Linked DNA regions of Mus musculus: region 2 is linked to region 1. A link is a contact called in ENCODE POLR2A ChIA-PET data. All regions are on one chromosome and are shown on one strand. Each heading gives the region's core, a stretch centred on a gene start or an enhancer-like site at or near the end of the contact. The rest is flanking DNA. Distances are from core to core; before and after follow the strand shown.

What was found. ChIA-PET counts read pairs that join two places held with the same protein, here RNA polymerase II (POLR2A).
Region 2: POLR2A ChIA-PET joins it to region 1 with 10 read pairs in Patski. The contact joins the promoter of Vps72 here to the promoter of Pi4kb in region 1. POLR2A ChIA-PET finds 5 or more read pairs at or near these places in 2 of 5 experiments (Patski and embryonic stem cell).

The regions. Positions count from the first base shown.
Region 1 is chr3:94,971,110-94,977,174 of GRCm38, reverse strand. Pi4kb (phosphatidylinositol 4-kinase beta) reads right to left here and starts at 2,444. Exons shown (of 11, transcript NM_175356.3): 1 at 2,090-2,444. It overlaps B230398E01Rik (a long non-coding RNA gene), which reads left to right. Exons shown (of 4, transcript XR_003954666.1): 2 at 1-1,826.
Region 2 is chr3:95,107,157-95,113,221 of GRCm38, reverse strand. Vps72 (vacuolar protein sorting 72) reads right to left here and starts at 2,180. Exons shown (of 6, transcript NM_009336.2): 1 at 2,008-2,180. The coding sequence starts at 2,124.

The DNA of each region.
Region 1 (6,065 bases), core at 1,195-3,694:
TGGGGATCATTAATAGACTGCACTCCAAGTAATTTCAGGGTAAGGAGAAGTGTAACAAGATAGTATAACTATTTTCAAACCTGACCAGGCATAGAGTTGGAAGATGGAACGCCAGTGCCTTCTTTATTATCTCAGGCCAAGAGAGATGTGGAAGACAATTTTTTTTTTTGGTTTTTCGAGACAGGGTTTCTCTGTATAGTCCTGGCTGTCTTGGAACTCACTCTATAGACCAGGTTGGCCTCAAACTCAGAAATCTGCCTGCCTCTGCCTCCCAAGTGCTGGGATTAAAGGTATGCGCCACCACCGCCCGGCTACCAAGGTTCTTTTACAAAGGCCTTTCTACAAACACACTTTCTGACCACAGAATCTGGAGTTATGAATCAGGTACAGAAAAAAAAAGGCACAGATGGTCAACGACTTAATGTAGTGGAAGAAAGAGTTGAGAAGCAGCAGGCCAAGCAAGAGCTTGTATTTCAAACTGACTTTATACTCATAGTCAGAGATCAGAGAGATCAAAATATCAAAATAAAAGAGAATTCTCAAGATGGCAAAGCCACTAGCAATAAATACCTCTCATCTGACACCTGTAGTGTTTTATAAGTTAAAAAAGTACAATTCTTCCCCCAACAGACATCCTGTTATTAGCCTATTACAGTACTGGTGCTTGCAGAATGGGCCATTTTCTCAAAAGACCATTCTAGAGTTCAAGTGAGGAAGTTACAAGCTGAACCAAGGGGCCCTGACTCTGAGTATACATCTCTTTACACTGTCTTATGTTCCTTTTCCCAATCAGCCCCAACCCCAGACACACACACACAAACACAACTTCACCTTAGGTCCAAATGCTTATGAAACTAACCAACAGTAGTCCACTAAGCTTCAGTCAGGAAAATAATGGTTCCTCTTAGGTCTAGACAGGAGTAGGAGATTCTGTGATCTAACAGAAATCCTAAAGTAATCTAAAGCAAAATTTCTCACAACTTCATTCAGTTTCCATGCTCAGTTTCTGAGCATCTTTCCTAGTGGTTGCTCTTAAACACTCAACAAAATGTAATCTGATTGATAGACTTCTTTAAAAGTTGCTTCATCCTTCAGAAACACACATCTGTCCAGAAAAGCTTGAGACAACTGTGGCTCCCCATCCTCTCACATCTTCTTAGTTCAAGCTTTAGCTGATCTGAAATCATATGTGGAGATAAAAGGCATGATAGAGAACACTTAAAGACCACAGGGAAAACAGAGCCGAGGGAGACAAACATCAGCCGAATCCTGGAGAGAATGTCAAAAGTTGGAAATCCCTGGAGAGAATGTCAAAAGTTGGAAATCACTATCTGTAGGGGTGTTCACGGCAGAGCTTTCTCCTACGGGAAGCCCTCCAGAGGGCTGGAGATTGAGAAAGGGGAAAGAGAAGCCAAAGACAGCTTCAGGTATCATCAGGCACCCTAGAGAGGGGTTGAGGACTAAGGTCAAAGTGGATGGTATCTGGGTATGATGACAGTAGTCTGAGATCCTTTAAGGAGAAGGGAATAGGCAATTCTTGGAAGTCAGGAGCTGGGGGAGTGGGTCATGGTGAGGTCATGGAATTGGAAGCAGAAGAGAGGGATACAATCTGTAGCTGAGGGAAATGAGAACTCTGTGCTGAGATTGCACAGACTCGGAAGAGTGGGGCAAAATAGGAAAAGGGATAAAGGCGGAGTCCATGGAAGAGGCTTGTGAGCAGAAACACAAACGGCGAGGAAGGCAAACATGGATGATATTGTAGAAGGGGTCAAATGTGGAAAAGGTTCACGACTTAGGAAGATAGTTACGGAACAGAGGCAACAGAGGTACGAAGTGTGTGTCCTGCTGGTGGGGAGGTGGAATCCACGGGGCAGAGGGAGGGGCTAAACTGAAGAGGAAGCCAGAAAGCAGAGAAGACTACCCCGGGCCCGAGAGGAAAGGGTGAAGGACCTCGGGGTGCAGCTGCCACCAGGGGGGCAGTTTTGTAGTCGAACCCAGGTCGCGGTAGGCTGGGCGGGACAGGGTGGCAGAAGGACCCCCCCACACACACACACAGGCAAAGGCGACTCACGGGGGAGGAGCCGCTTACCTCCGGGGAACCCTCGCGGAGGGGGTGCAGGCGGTCGGGGTCGGACTGCCGACACCGCCGCCTCAGCAGCAGCGGCCGCTCCCGGGTTCCATTGGCCGCCTGCGCTTCCCTGACAGCGGCCGCGGCGGCTGCTCCAGGCCCCGGCTGCGGGGCTGCCCGCGGCGCCGCCTGAAGGGGCCTTCACGCAACTTCAAGTTGGACCGGACCCCACTAGCAGGACACAAAATAACAATTCCTTGGCGGGTTCCGATGTAAGAGTCCCCTGGGCCCGAGCCTTTCTTCCGGGAGATTGCTTTCCTGCTTCCCGGTGTCAGGACACTACTGATGCCATCGTAATCTGAGTCGAGTGAGCTGCCCGACTCACGCCTGTTCAGAAAGGAAAAGGGGGCGGGGAAGAGCTTTTGGAAGCTAGGGAGGGGGGGCAGGGAGGAGGGGCTTACGGGGGAAGGCGGGCCCTGTGTTTGAGGGCGGGCCTAAGAGACAGGCTTTACTAAGGAAGCCGAGAGGGAAGTAGCGTGGGTAAGATCAGTGGAGGGACGTGGAGGTACCGATATTTTATGTACTTCCAAAAGTGTATGAACATGCAAATTATATATAAACTATTCATTTGCGTAAACCACTGAGTTACCGTAACTGCCACCAGTGGCTTTTTTCTCCCTCTCCTATCCTACGGGATTTCTTTCGTAAGTCAGCCGGTAGGACCCATGCAGGAGGGCCAGAAAACAGACAAGAAAGAGAAGGGACGAAAAAAGGAGTACAATCACCTTCATTTCCCTCTTCCTACTCATCTTTAAGGATGATGCCATGAGTTTGCCCCTATAGCTTCAGGAATGGCCCAGTCCAACCGCCTCAATCTTTCACTGTTTCGCACCATCACTCTGGGACAAGGTGCTGCTTCCAAGGTCACCCCAGCTGCCAAAGCCTTAACAGAGGCTGGACAAGCCAGCTTAGGAAAAGTGAGTGAAATGACAAAAGTTTGGCTTATTCCTTTTCCGAAGGCTACAAAATCATGTGAGACAGGCCTCATAGACCCCTCCCCCCCCCCCCACAATCACTGTCCCAACGCTTTTCCTGGGACTTTTCTTAGTATCTTAGGCCCCTTGTAAGGGTAGGTTTGTTTGACAGGGTTTCTCTGTGTAGCCCTGGCTGTCCTGGAACTCACTGTGTAGACCAGGCTGGCCTTGAACTTAGAAATCTGTCGACCTCTGCTTCCCAAGTGCTACGCCTAAAGACGTGTGCCACCACTGCAGGCGGGTAGGTTCTTAATATTCTACGGGTTGAGCCTAGCTCTTGGGTGACATCTTCATTGCACTTATAAGCTGATTTGAGATCTTTGTTTCCTTTTTTTTTCTTTCCCTTTCTTCTCTAGCTTCCTTCCTATCCTCTTTCCCTTTTTAGAGACAGTCTATTTTTCCCAGGCTGCTTGTGATATTCCTTGGCTCAAGCCACTGGCCTGTGGAACATGTGGGAATATATCCACATGCCCCCAAGCTGGACTAACCCTCAACTTCTGTATAATAATATTGACAATATTATTATAGCACTACATTAACAACAGTAGTATCTGATGTAATAACATTTTCTAAGGTTTGGGGGAGGGGATCAAGAAAGTATGGGTTATAGTACTACATGTCTGTTATTGAAACAGACAAATGGTGAGTGAACCATGCCCCTGCTTCCGTATTTAACTGGGAGGCAGATAAAAAGCTAAAGCTGAAGACAAAGGGCTGAGAATTTGGCTCAGTGGTTTAGTACTGTTGCTCTTGCAGAGGACCCCGGTTCACTCCCAGGGGGTCCAATGCCATCTTCTGACCTCTGTGGGTACTGGATACATACATACACGACAGAAAAACATTCATAGAGGTAAGATTGAGATTTTACTTTTTAAATTTATTTTGAAGCTACAGCTTGAAATGCCTGCATAAAATCTGCAGCAGGCACAGAAGTAGAACAAATGGAGTTCTTGTTTGCTGGAGGCAAGGGGCAGACCCTTGTTAAATCTGCACAGAAGGCCTGGCTGCATAGTATATGGTGGACAGTGGAAGACTTTTTGTGAATATTGCAAGGCAGAACCTAGTATACAGTGGGATAAAAGGGAAAGAACATTCTGAGAGGGAAGAAGACAATGTGTGCTGAATAATAGAAATGGGAATCTTTTCCGATCATCAGGACAGGGCAAACAGATAAACTAGGCTGGGGGTGAGGGGCAGTGATGGAAGATAAGCAAAGAAGAGCGACAGGGTGCCAAAGAGAGTTTCACTCTGTCCCTGTGGGTCTCGGCTAGGTGATCCCCATTCCACTTGATAGGACCCACAGTTCTTGGCTAGCTTCCAACCAGCTGTATCAAGAGGTGGTGACCTTGTGGTAGCCTAGAGTTTAAAATGTTACAGGTTCCTCCAAGACCTGGGATTCCATGGTGCTGCAAAAGTAGGCTTTGTTTATTTGGAGACAAGATATCTCTCTACATTGCCCTGGCTGTCCTGGAACCCACTATGTAGACCAGGCTGGCCTCAAACTCAAGAGATTCTACTGTCTCTGCCTCCCAAGTGTTGGGATTAAAGGCATGCGCCACCAAAGCCCAGCCAATGGTAATTCTTTTTTTCTTTTTTTCTTTTTTTTTAAGATTTATTTATTTATTATATCTAAGTACACTGTAGCTGTCTTCAGACACTCCAGAAGAGGGCATCAGGTCTCATTACGGGTGGTTGTGAGCCACCATGTGGTTGCTGGGATTTGAACTTCGGACCTTCGGAAGAGCAGTCGGGTGCTCTTACCCACTGAGCCATCTCACCAGCCCGCCAATGGTAATTCTTAATCACATGAGGCCATTCCCTCATTTACATACCGACATAGAATTAAATCATAGGTAAGTAAAAAGTCTACTTCAAAATTTCTGGCCAGGTGGTGGTGGTGCACACCTTTAATCCCAGCACTTGGGAGGCAGAGGCAGGTGAATTTCTGAGTTCGAGACCAGCCTGGTCTACAGAATGAGTCCAGGATAGCCAGGGCTACACAGAGAAATCCTGTCAGCTCAGTCATAAATGTCTTTGCATTTGTGGCTCTGTCTTCCTGCTTTTATCTGGAGAGTCTGGGTGTTTGGTTTACTCATTACTACATACATCGCAGCTTTTTTTTCTGCCTGTATTTTGACATTGTCATTTGTTTCTGCTGTGTTCATGATTGAATCTAGAGTCTTATGCATGCTAAGCAAGTGCTATTCCACTGGGCCCTATCCAGGCCCTGCTCCCTTTTGTGATCTAGGTTTTCAGTAAGTTGCCCAGGCAGGTTCTCAATCTGCAACCCTGTCTCAGCCTCCCAAGTAGCTAGGATTAGAGGCCTAATTTTTATCTAGACTAGCTCCTAAGGAAGTGGTCCTCAACCTTCCTAATGCTTTGACCCTTTAATATAGTTCCTCATGTTGTGGGAACTCCAACTATAAAATTATTTCGTTGTTACTTCATAACTAGTTCTGCTACTGTAATGAGTCGCAGTGTAAGTATTTTTGGAGACAGAGGTTTGCCAAAGAGGTTGAGACCCCCAGGTTGAGAACTGCCATCCTATAGGAAGGGAAAGATTTACCTTTGCATTCTAAGTATCCAACGTTTTTATACCACAGGGAAAAAAATTCACACATGTTGATACAGCAGTCAGCTTGAGTTCAGAGCAGATATGAGAATTTAGTGGGACATAAGGAAGATTTACGAAGTTGTAAAACAATGTGATTATTTCACTGATGTCTTATTTGGGAAAGTGTACTTTTTAAAAGTGAATACATTTAAAATTTTAAATTCATAGGTTTAACTAATTTTTCTACATTCCTATTTGCCTTTTTTAAAAGTCTTAGTCCTTTTGTTTTATTTGGAAAAAACAAAACTAAAACCAAACAAACAAACAAAAAAAATCACCAGGAGTTTGGCTGGGCATGGTGGCCTCCCAGCAAAGGCAGGCAGATCTTTGTGAGTTCAAGACCAGCCTG
Region 2 (6,065 bases), core at 931-3,430, 140 kb before region 1:
GAGTGAGTTCCAGGACAGCCAGGGCTACACAGAGAAACCCTGTCTCGAAAAAAATCAAAACAAAAAAACAAAACAAACAAACAAAAAAATAAATAAAAACTGTATAAGGAGGGCTGGCCAGACTGCTCAATGGATAAGAACACTGTCTATTCTTCCAGAGGACTGGTTCAAAATCCCAGCACCCACATGGCAGCTCACCAGTGTTTGTAACTCTAGACCCAGAGGCTCTGGCACCCTCACACAGACAGACATGCAGCCAACAACAACATACATAAAAAATAAACAAATCTAAAATATAAAAAATAAATTAAAAATAAAAGCAAGTGAACAAACAAAATCTATATAAGGCCAGGAGTAGAGTCCCTTGGGAGGCAAAGAAGCTGAGCGTGGTGGCCTAAAGCAAGTTGACCTCTGTGAGGCCAGACTGACCTAGTTCCAAGTGAGTTTCAAGACAGTCAGAGCTATGTAGAGAAACCCTATCTCATAGAACAAAACCAAATCCAGCTCAGGCCTATATCCTCCATAGCAATCTACAAAACCATATCTATAGGTTTCACACCAGGACCTCAGTGCCTTTCCAACTGAGCCCTCCTTTTCCTCCCTGACTCTTCAGCCAGCCAAGGTCTGCTCTTTATAAATGTCCTCATTTTAAATGTTATTTCCCCAGCACTGCCTGTCTTTAACAACTCTGGGACCTTCAGGGTGGCTCTGTGGGCAAAGGAGCTTGCTGTATAACCCTGACCACCTGAGTTTGCTTCCTTGGGCTCCTATGATGAAAAGAGAGACTGAACTCCTACAAGTTGCCTCTGGTCTCCATATGCAGACACACAAACATAATACAATTTAAAAAACAAAACACAAACCTCTCACCTGTTATCTTGAACTTAAGTCTTTATCGTACAGTATCTAAGCTGACTAGGATCCCAGACAGTTGCCCTGCAAGGTAGGGCTTGTTTTTATTTACTGCCAGGGGCCAGTAATCCAGGATCTAGGACTCATTTTCTAGGCTAGTGATATACTACTGAGCTACAAACTATATTTCCATCCTCAGGGAAGTTTTTAATGTTTCCAAGGAATCCACCACAACCATTTAATTACATATAGTATGCTGATCTGGTTGTACAACATATATTCAATCACTGAACAGCTTCTATTAACAAAAATTTAGCCAAATGTCAGCCTTGTTTGTAAAAAAAAGACCGAATTCTGTTACAGACCTTAAAACCAACCAGAAAATGAGACATAAACCAAATCTAACTGTAAACTGAAATTTTGTTTCTATGATGGAAATAAATGGGGATTCTCTTAGTCGATAAAGGGTCACCTAAGAAAACAGTAAGCTATGATTTGAAAGCTGAAAACGAGAGTGTGCTAACTTTTTTGTTTTTTTTTTTTTTTTTTTGGTTTTTTTTTTTTTTGGTTTTTCGAGACAGGGTTTCTCTGTATAGCCCTGGCTGTCCTGGAACTCACTTTGTAGACCAGGCTGGCCTCGAACTCAGAAATCCGCCTGCCTCTGCCTCCCGAGTGCTGGGATTAAAGGCGTGCGCCACCACGCCCGGCGGAGAGTGTGCTAATTAAGTTTGTTTCTGGACAGGTTCCTTTTGGTAAATAACTCGGCAGCGGGACGAGAAAACTTCAAAGCCGACAAAGACACAGACACTGATACGCACACACACTCCTCCAGACTCCGCCATCCAGCCAGGAGCGTACAAGAAAATTGTAAAGCCGATAAACACACACACACACACACACACACACACACACACACTCCGAAGAAAATTGCAAAGCCGACAAAGACACAGACACAAACACACATGCGCGCACACACACACGCACACAGAGGCACATACACACGCGCGCGCACACACACACAAAGTCCCCTCCACTCCGCCGTCCAGCCCGGAGCGCCTTTCCGAGCCTTTCTCAATCCCCGCCCCCTTCCTCTTTGTCCAGGGTTTTCCCTTCTCCTCGCCTCTCTCTTTCCCTCTTCCTGGGCCCGGCTCTTGCCTCGGTGAAACCCCCGTAAGTTGTCTGGTAGAACTCATCTTCCTCCTCTGCTTCCAGGAGCCCAGAAAGCCGGTTCCCAGCGGTTTTCCGTGGGGCCCGGCCCCCAGCCAAACTCATACCGCCTACAGCGACTGCGCTGCCGCCTTCAGCCCCTGGCCCAGCTCGGGGTTCTCGCAGATCGGCACTCGACACTATTACCTGCGGGCGACCGTCAATGACGGAAGTTCAGCGTCTGCAAGCAAAAGCAGCCGAGCGTCGAGAGGTCCTAGTTATTTTCACCTTAAGTCTCTTTGTGGCTGGTGGCTGCTGTGGCCACTCATAGGCAGCGCCTAGGGCACAGTACCAGGGTTCCTCCTCCTTACCTAGATATTTTGTTTGTTTTTCTACAGACAGGATCACACTTTACAGTCCTGGCTGGCCTGGAGCTACCTGTGTAAAGCAAGCTGCCCTCGAACTCAGAGATCTTCCTGCCTCTGCCTCCCGGTGATGGAATTAAAGGTGTGCGCCAAGTAGGCCTGCCTCATAGCAAACTCCTTTCCCTTCTCCGCTCCTACTTTTTTTTTTTTTTTAAGATTTATTTATGCTAGGCAGTGGTGGCGCACGCCTTTAATCCCAGCTCTTGGGAGGCAGAGGCAGGTGGATTTCTGAGCTCAAGGCCAGCCTGGTCTACAGAGTGAGTTCCAGGACGGCCAGGGCTATACAGAGAAAAGCTGTCTCAAAAAAAAAAAGTATGTATGTATGTATGTACTTATTTATTTATTTAATATGAGTACACTATTGTTGTCTTCAGACACACTGGGAGAGGGCACCGACAGCTCTTTCAGAGATCCTGAGTGAATTCAATTTCCAGCAACCACATGGTGGCTCACAACCATCTGTAATGGGATCTGATGTCCTCTTCTGGTGTTTCTGAAGACAGCTACAGTGTACTCATATACATAAAATAAATAAATAAATCTTTTTAAAAATTGTATGACTTTTTTTTTTAACTATGTGTTTGTGTTCATGTGTGTGAGCATGTACCACTGCACTGGTGTGGAGGTCAGAAGACAAATGTGCAGGAACTGGCTCTCCACGTTTACTGTGTGGAATCTGGGGTCAAAGTCAGGTCACCAGGCTTGATGGCAGGCTCCTCTATCTGCTGAGTTTTGGTTTTGGAGACTGGTTCTCTATGTACTCCAAGCTTGCCAGTCTCATAGACTGGTCTGCTATGGTCTTCTCCGTGTTTCATGCTACTAGGTTAAGGGAAGAGTTTGTTTTTGTTTTTGTTTTGGAGTGTGTGTGTGTGTGTGTGTGTGTGTGTTTCCCCCTCTTTGCTGGGAATGGAACCCAAGGTCTCAGGAACTCTAGAAAAGCATTCTACTACAAAGGTACATCCCAAGTGAGGCCAAGGATTGTATCTGTCTATACTACGAATGTGAATGCCTGCAATAGGCTAGGTTTAGGTAAACAATGAAAGACTAAATGAAGAAGGTATTCATTCTTTTACTGTTTTTTGGTTTTATTTTTGTTTCTGTTTTTTTTTTCTAATGCCAAGGATTAAATTCAGAGTAGTGTATAAGATAGGTAAGTTCTCTAATTCTGAACTACACCCCTATCCCCAAAAGGTGCTTTGATAAAGCACACTTACATGCACTGACAACCGAATGGGTGGCCCTTCTTTGAGGTCACCAGATTGCCTCCCTTCTGAAAGTATGTATTGGTGAACTCCCTTTGCCATTTCCTCAGGAGCACCAAGCCACAGCGTTCTTCTCTGCCCCAGCTCCCACACCTTGCCCAGTCACCCCAGTTCTGCTATGCTAGGAATGTCACTAGGGAAGAGTAACCCTGTGACTCAGAGGACACCTTGGGACTGAGTAAGAGCTGGGGCAGAGAGACAGAGGGGTAGGATACCTGCTTCCTAAACATTCCAAGCCCTCCTTTCGGTTACATTTACCCCTGAGATAAAGGTATGCTATATTTTGCCTATCGTCCAGGCTCTTTTGGAAATCAAGATTTGGGGGCGGGGGAGAAAAAGGGAAGAAAACTCAAGGGAAGAAAACTCAAGGGAACAAGTTAAGGGATCTTAGCTATCTGTGGAGCTGGAACCTCAGGCGTGTGCTACCATGCTCAGATGTTTAAAGATAGTGTGCCACCATGCCCAGATGTTTAAAGATACTGTGCCACCATGCCCAGATGTTTAAAGATAGTGTATTATTATTATTTATTATTTTGTTTTTTTTGAGACTGGGTTTCTCTGTGTATATCCCTGGCTGTCCTGGAACTCACTCTGTAGACCAGGCTGGCCTGGAACTCAGAAATCCACCTGCCTCTGCCTCCCAAGTGCTGGGATTAAAGACATGCACCACCACCGCCTGGCAATAGTCTACATTCTTGAACTGTAAAAATGAAAAGCCATCATCTTTGCTCTAAAAAGTATCATCTTATGAGGGAGTTACACACATAAGCGGATAACACAAGGTGGGGCTGTGACAGTGGCCATTTCCTGGGCGATGTAGAGACAAAGGCCCCTAGGAAGCTTAAGATGTTTTTTTTTTTTAATTTTTCTTTCAGAACTGAAATACAAACTATAGGGAGATAATTCTGTTTTTAACTGCCTTATGCATTTAGGTCCTTTTTGCCTACTTACAATTTCAGAGTCTGAAATAGCTTTAATCTCTACCTCAATTGATTTTTAGAGCACCTTAGGAAATAGAATCAACTGAGTTTACACTTAACTCAAGTGTTTGTTAACTTGTGCAAGAGGAGGGCAGAGGAAAACTTGAATGGATCAATTCTCTTATCCCATCTCATGGACCTAGGCATAGTTTGGTGCCTTTATCTGATGAGTGGTCTTAACAGTTCCCAGGTGACTGAATGCCTTTTCTGGAAATATAGACAATTTATTCAACAGTATTTACTAAGTATCTGTGAGACACAACTTCACCTGTGAGTGAATAGCACTGTCTGACACCAGTAACAGCAGGGCGAAGGTTTCAGGTACAGTACAACATACAATACTTCAGTGCTACCGAGTCAAAATGCTGTTGAATTAGTGATGCTAATTCTATCAAATGAAGTTTGTCAATCTTTAGTACCCAAGGGAGCACAAAGAATCCAGCAGATGGCAGTAAGGAAACAAATATTTTAGGTCTTGAAGGCAGAGGAAGAAATCTGAGGTTAAGGAATGGGAGATATTTGATGGATACTCTGGCCCTGGGTTCCCTTTGGAGGAACATCTGGATAGGTGTCCAGGCCACTTTAGAACCAATAAGCTGGAGGTTTTTTCCCATGCCTTTTATTTATTCATTTCACAAATAATTATTGAGTGATTACCTTGTACAAAAATGTGACAGGAGGTGGACATAGAACTTTAGCACACAGTCTTTGCTTTTCAGAAGCGCTTGTTCAAAAAGGCCTTCCCTAGGCTTCCCATAATATTCACAGCTGCTAGGGTTCTTTGTAAAAACTGGGCAGAGGGCTGGTGAGATGGCTCAGTGGGTAAGAGCACCCGACTGCTCTTCCGAAGATCCAGAGTTCAAATCCCAGCAACCACATGGTGGCTCACAACCATCCCTAATGAAATCTGATGCCCTCTTCTGGAGTGTCTGAAGACAGCTACAGTGTACTTACATATAATCAATAAATAAATCTTTAAAAAAAAAAAAAAAAAACTGGGCAGAGTTCATATGACAACTAGGCTAGAGTAGAATCCCTCTGTATTTCTATGCCCTTTGGAGTATAGATAATTAGCAACTGAATGCTAAGGAGGACTTTGGATAGGGGGAGGTTATTTGATAGTCTGTAGTCTTTTTTTTATCAGGTCTTTTAAACTTTGTTTTTATGTATTTTTCTTACTTTTCTTCTTATATTGTTGACAAATCCTCATTGCCTTATTTATCAAATATTTACATTTAATGAACTCTGTCGCTGTGTCTAGCACTGTTTGAAGTAAACAAAACATCTATTTTTATGTCTTTAGAAGGAAGATCCCACAAGCCGACACCTTAAACAGTAAAGGCTGGAAGAATTCTTGATGGTTGTGATGTTTTGTAGTGCACAAGAGCTTAACATTTCGG